2 separate regions of the Homo sapiens genome follow, and region 2 is linked to region 1. The links are chromatin loops, found by intact Hi-C in ENCODE. Cell type or tissue: dorsolateral prefrontal cortex. All regions are shown on one strand. Each heading gives the region's core, and the rest is flanking DNA. Links, peaks and the distances in the headings are about the cores only. Region 1 overlaps PREX1 (phosphatidylinositol-3,4,5-trisphosphate dependent Rac exchange factor 1). Region 2 overlaps PREX1 (phosphatidylinositol-3,4,5-trisphosphate dependent Rac exchange factor 1).

Region 1 (2,901 bases), core at 209-2,708:
TGGCAGACATCACTAATCAATTATGATGTGGCTTCCTGCTCAGTCTAGAGCTCTGGGGACCCTGGAAACACTCAGGCTGGGAGCTGAGTAAACAGTCTCTCTGGTCCTTCTCTTATGCCCCAGAAGACCTGGATATACATTTAGAGGAACTTGAACGCCTGGGCTCGAGGAAACATGTGCATCACCTAGAGGAACTTGTATACCCATACCCCAGTCGACGAGAGTATACAGCTGAAAGAACTTACACCTGAGTGCCATTGTTTACAGTAAGGATGTTTGAAACAAGTGTCTGCAGCATGGCAGTGGTTACTTCATGCTGTGATTTTGACTAGTAAGCAATGAAATGAACAACTTGAGGTCTGTCTTATTGTGGATTCCCCAAAGAACATGACCCGAGACTGATTCAAGGGCAAGTAGCATACTTGGGAGGTCACCCCAGGAAGCATCAATAGGAGAGTGGGGGAGTGAGGCAGGGAGGAGAAGGCAGCCAAGAAAGGTGTGTCATCAAGCGGGTTACCATGGGGGCCACCGGAGCTGAATCCATCAAGGCACTCGGGGAGATAGTGTCCATCGAGTGCCTCAGTTTCCTCATCTGTCTTTTCATGCCAGGTCCTGCTGGCCATCACTGAGGGCTGCTCCCAGGCAGTCTTACTTCTTCCGCACCTCTGGCCTGCCCTGCACATGAGAGCGGGGTCTTCAGGCCAAGAGATGCAGGTGCTGGCAGCTCGATGTGGTGTGGGGTAAGGGTGGGGTCTGGATAGCAGATGTTGCCCAGTGTACATATCAACATGGGTAAATGTGGAAGACATGATGTTGAGTGAGAAAATCAAGTTGCTGAAAGCATGCTACTTATAAAAATGTTGTGAACATGCAAAACAATATTCTCTCTTGCTTATAGATGCACACAGCTTGGTAAGTGGGCAGAGGCATGCGTGGGAATGAGGAGCACCAGCTCCAAGTACCTTGCAGGGAGAGAAGGTGCCCAGTGGCTCACCTCTCTCTGTAATGATTCCTTTCTGCCTTTTCTACTTAATACATGGAGGTTTGATATTTGCATGGTACTGTGGGTAAACTGAACTAATCTCGAGTGCATACTGCTGGGGCTTTGCATATGCAGTGACCTGTGTCTCCACTGCTCAGATCAAGATATAGAACATTTCCAGCACCCCCAAGAGCCTCCTCATCCCGTTTCCAGTCTGTGCCTCCCCTAGACTTGTTGAATTTCTTTTTGCAAATGGTTTCAAGCAAATTCGGTGTAGTATTAAGATTTGCCAAAGCTGGGTAGTGATGAGTTTGTGGGTGTTTGTTGTTTCTCTCTATTCTTTTCTGTATCCCTGACGTATTTCATCATCACATTCATAAAATGAAGAGGAGGACTTGGGCAGATGTGAGGACAAGTGGTCCAGGCATGGGCAAAGCTTCCGAGGCTGGAGGAGTTTCTCAGGCAGCCCTGGAAATCCTGAGAACAGTATTGTGTCTAAGGGAGGCTTCGGAGATGAGAGCTGCTTTTGACCTGAGTGTTTCAAAGCTGTCAAGCCTTGGACAAAGGAAGAGTCGCCCTGGAGGGTCCCTTTCACCATCCTGCCAGTGCAGGGGACGCCGTGCTGCCTGGAAAAGCCAGTCGTGCCTTGGGCAGCAGGAGGGCTGGTCCCAGAGCCTCTGCTGCCCATTCTTTCCGGGTCACGAGCTGCCCATTGTGGCCTTCACACCGGCTTGTTTGCAGTTCCTCAGTGGGTGGCCCGAGCCTCCCATTGTTGCAGCACAATAGCGGTGGCAGAGCTCGTGTGAAGAAACCAGGACAGGAAGCCCCAATCTAGGCCAGCGGAGTGCGGCACTCCCAGCTTCCTGCCCTCCCTGGCTGTGCTGGGTGAGGCTGCCTTTGTCTCCCTCTAGTCTGGGGAGGCTGGAGCTTGACTTCCTGTCAGTATCCCAGGCCCTGTTAAAACATCCTCTAGGAACCCCAGTCCCTGTCCCCTCCGCTCATTGTCGTTTCAAAAACAGGATCCACAGACTTCCAAGGAGCCTGAGTCGAGGTCTCCGGCATGGGTCAGGCACTGTGCCAGGCGCATTCCAAACCTTCCTTTGATTTTCAAGCACCTGCTATTTGCTGAGCACTACATTTGGCCCTGAAGACGTAGCTGTGAACAAGACAGGCAGGGTCCCTGCCTTCAGGGAGCTTCCATTCACTTTATCCCATGACATTCTAAAAGGTGCTGTATTCCTATGATTCCACTGGGAAGAGTAAATGAAGACTTAGAGAGGCTAGTGCACTTTCCTGAGGTCACACAGCAGGAAGGACCCATGGTTGAAACTCAGACTCACCAGTTTCCAAACCTGGCCTCTGATGTTGGATTGGGGGTTATGGTTTCATCCCAGCCATGATCCCTGCTTATCCTGGCCTTTCCCTTAGGAGCTTGTATAGATTGCTTAACCTCAGTTTCCTCATCTGTCAAATGAGCTCCTAACGCAAGATGGGAAGATAGGAGTTTGCATTAAGAAGAGGAGGGCCTCTTGGCGGAGGTGACATTTGAACTAAGGCCGGATGGATGAGGAGGCTGCTCAGGGCAGAATGGGGGAGAACATCTTGCAAGCAGGAACAGCATATGCAAAGGTCCTGAGGCAGGAGTGTATTTGGCAGGTGGATAGAATCTAGAATGAGAGTGTGGCTGAAGATTATTTATATTGAGGTGTGTGGGAGGATGAAGTACTGGAAGATGAGATCAGAGAGATTAACAAGGACAAGATCATGGGGACCATGGAAAGATTTGGATTTTAAGTGCAGTGGGAAGCCATGGAGATTTTAAAGGCATGGATTGACTGATCTCCTGTACATATTTAAAGGGATCTCCCTGGCTGTGTGTGTAGAGAACAGACTTTTGGGAGGGTGAAGGGGACCAGGAG
Region 2 (2,901 bases), core at 309-2,808, 57 kb before region 1:
CCTGGGAGGAAGTAGTGGGTTCCTCCAGGGGCGTTAGAGGGTCCCTGCCTGGGCCTCTTCTTAGGTTGCAGGACCCTGATACCATCCCGGTCAGGTTTGGTGTCTTCCTGCTCTTGGGCAGCCTATTGGTGGCCTCTCCCCTGGCCTCGTTTCTCCCTCATCTTGAAGATTTTGAAATAACAAGAACAATAATAAAGACAATGGCATTGCTACCACTGCTGAGATTGGCAAGAGCCGGCTGGTTGTCAGGATCCTTTGGTTGCAAGTGACAGAAAACCCATCTCAAACCACCTTCAGTAAGAATGGGAATTTCTCTCTGTTTCCCTGGGGCAGCTGCCTCCTGGGTGAGGGATGTAGCTCTACCACATGGTAGTGGGGGAGGAGTGGTTCCCAGAAGGAAGCCCCCAGGGTGCTGGGACCAGAAGATGGGGAGGGATGCCAGGTGGGAGCATCTCTTCTCCCCTGTGCTGGTGCCTCGATCCCAGATTGGAAGGCTTTGCCTTCCCCCAAGTCTTGGGTCCCAGGGGAGCCCCGTTGGCCCATGGCCTGCTTGCAGTGGCTCTTGGCCTTTCCATGTCTGACCTCAGAATCCTTGCTCCTATCCTGCCTCCTTGGGAGGCCTTCCTTGACTATTCCAGCTCTCCCTGTGGATGTCATTATAACACTGGTGCCCACATGTGTGAGGAACTGTGCCCAGTGGACACTTTCCAAGCAACATAGCCCCCCAAGAACCTGGTGGGGAAGGTGTTCCTGCGTTGCCTGTTTATTGTGTCGATGAGGAAGCAGAGGCTCAGAAAGGTTCCCTGACCTACCCAGAGTCACACAGCATCTTTCTCTTCTATTGAAGACTCAGCTGTGTGCATTTTGTCTTCCCTGAATCCAGGCTCTGCCCCTTCTAGGGGTGTAACATCAGGAAAAGGACTTTGCCTCTGTCTTTATGGGGAGAGCATTCCAAGCATGGGAAACAGCAAGTGCAAAGGCCCTGAGGCAGGAGCCTGTTTTAGGATCCACACGGAGGCCGGAATGGCCAGGGGCAGAGCAATGGGAGGTCAAGTCAGAGAGGTGGCAGTAGGAGTAGGGAGGCTGGTGGGCAGATTGCACAGGGCCTTGAGGGCCATTGTAAGGGCTTTGCTTTCTACGCTGAGTGAGGTGGTGTCGCTGAGTGAGGTGGTGTTGTCCTTGGAGTGTTTCAGCAGAGGAGGGGCAGATCTGACTCAGTTTTCGCAGGATCCCTCTGGCTACTTGTGCGGGTAGATGATAGGAGGTGGGGTGGAGGCTGAGGAGGAGGCTGCCACAGCAGCCCGGGCAGGAGAGCCTGTTCTGCAGGTGGCTAGATGGCAGTCCACTGCCCCTGCTTTGTCCTCCTGTGCTGCTCACGAGCTGTGTGACCTCGAGTCCTGGCTGCTTTTCTTGGAGCTCTATTTTCTCATCTGCACAGTGGTGTTAATGATGTGACCTCGCTGATGGGGCTGTGGGGATGAACTGCATGAGCTGATAAATGTAAAGTGCTCCCGGAGTGCCTGGCACAGCCTAAGCTCTCAGCAAATGTTTGTGGAGTGTGCCAGTGAGGGGATGGCAGGGAATTTGGGGCCGCTCCAGCTCTGCCCACGGTGCCTGTGCCTGAGGTCAGCCCCAGAGCAGGAAGCACCCCGTTGTTCCCCAACTCTGCCCTCTCCATCCCCACACACAGAGCTTTGAATGAACAGGATCCAGAATGTTCCGACAACAGTGCCCCCCTCCCCTTTCCTACTGACAAAGCCATCTTTGTTACTCCTGGGTGTGAAATCCATTTCAGAAATGAGGATGGTGCAGGCTCAGGAGTCGGCTTGCAAGGATGGGGAGGGGCTTGGGAGGAAGGTGTCCCCATCTTGCTCAGGGCCCCCTGAGTGGACAGCCTGCTCCCCCACACCCCTCTAGCCTCATTTGGGCCCAGAATGCTCTGGAATTGGCAGTGTTTTTTGGAACTGTGTGGAGCTGCATTTCCGCTGAGAAACCCTATCAGTCAACGTCACCTTCCATCCCTTACTGTCGTCACACGTACACAAGAGGCATAATGCCCAGCGCTGGCCTGGCTGCAGGCAAGCAAGCAGTCCCAGAGGACACTGGTGGGAGTGTTCATGATTGCTGCCTTGGGGGAAAATACATTGGCAGTGTCTTTAAAAATAAAAACCCACGATACCCTTTGATTCAGTTCCTTTAGGAACTTCTCCTATAGAAACAAGAAAAAAAAAGTAGGTAAAGATGTAAGTTACAAAGATGTTTATTCCAGTTTTGTTTCTAATGGCAAAAGAAATTGGCAACTCTGTGAGTGGCCGTTAGCAGAGAAAAGTCTCATTAGGATGGTTGTTGATCCACATGTTGGGGTAACGGACAGCTGTTGGAAAGAATGAGGTTGGTCTCTATGGACATGAGGGGCTGTATGTGCTGTACCTTTAAGGAGGGATAAGTTGCTGAGTGAAATGTAGAGCAGGACCCCAATTTTGTAGAGAAAAAAAAACACAAAAAAGGCTCTCTCAATGGGTATTTATGAGTGTGGAGAAAGATACTGCAGGATGTGCACCAGATGTTAGCCTTGGTAGCCTCAGGCTGAGAATGGGGGGGAGTGTAGAAAAAGAATTTTCACTTTATCTTTGTATACTTTTTTGGCATTGCTACACTAGTTCTAATTAACACACTATTTTTCAAATTAATATAGACTAACAATAATTTAAAAAAGACAGTTCCCTGCCAGTTGTCTTTTCCCTCATGTCAGCATGGCTCACCTCCATCTTCAGCTATGTTCTGTTGAGATGTCACCTTGAAGAGGCGTTCTCTGACTGTTCCATGGATGAATGGATATCGGATTCCTTTGAACTGTCCCTATACCTCTTCTGAGAAGCCATTCCTGCTACTCTTATGCAT

What was found. Peaks named below come from ENCODE experiments on the same cell type or tissue, not always from the same donor. Only the 100,000 strongest peaks of a DNase experiment are listed, where the experiment ranks them.
Region 2: it touches region 1 in a loop (2.4-fold over the local background); 10 of 110 quality-filtered maps call a loop at or near these places.

What each region holds. Positions count from the first base shown.
Region 1 is chr20:48,750,283-48,753,183 of GRCh38, reverse strand. The region is part of intron 1 of PREX1 (phosphatidylinositol-3,4,5-trisphosphate dependent Rac exchange factor 1); the gene reads left to right. Among named protein-coding and RNA genes, the nearest start is that of PREX1, 76 kb to the left of the region's middle. RefSeq lists an enhancer at 1,431-1,560. In dorsolateral prefrontal cortex, for the core only: no CTCF peak of the experiment used is centred there; a DNase peak (open chromatin) is centred at 1,743; H3K4me3 peaks cover 784 bases; H3K27ac peaks cover 2,500 bases.
Region 2 is chr20:48,806,903-48,809,803 of GRCh38, reverse strand. The region is part of intron 1 of PREX1 (phosphatidylinositol-3,4,5-trisphosphate dependent Rac exchange factor 1); the gene reads left to right. Among named protein-coding and RNA genes, the nearest start is that of PREX1, 20 kb to the left of the region's middle. In dorsolateral prefrontal cortex, for the core only: no CTCF peak of the experiment used is centred there; DNase peaks (open chromatin) are centred at 1,623 and 2,036; H3K4me3 peaks cover 1,209 bases; H3K27ac peaks cover 2,446 bases.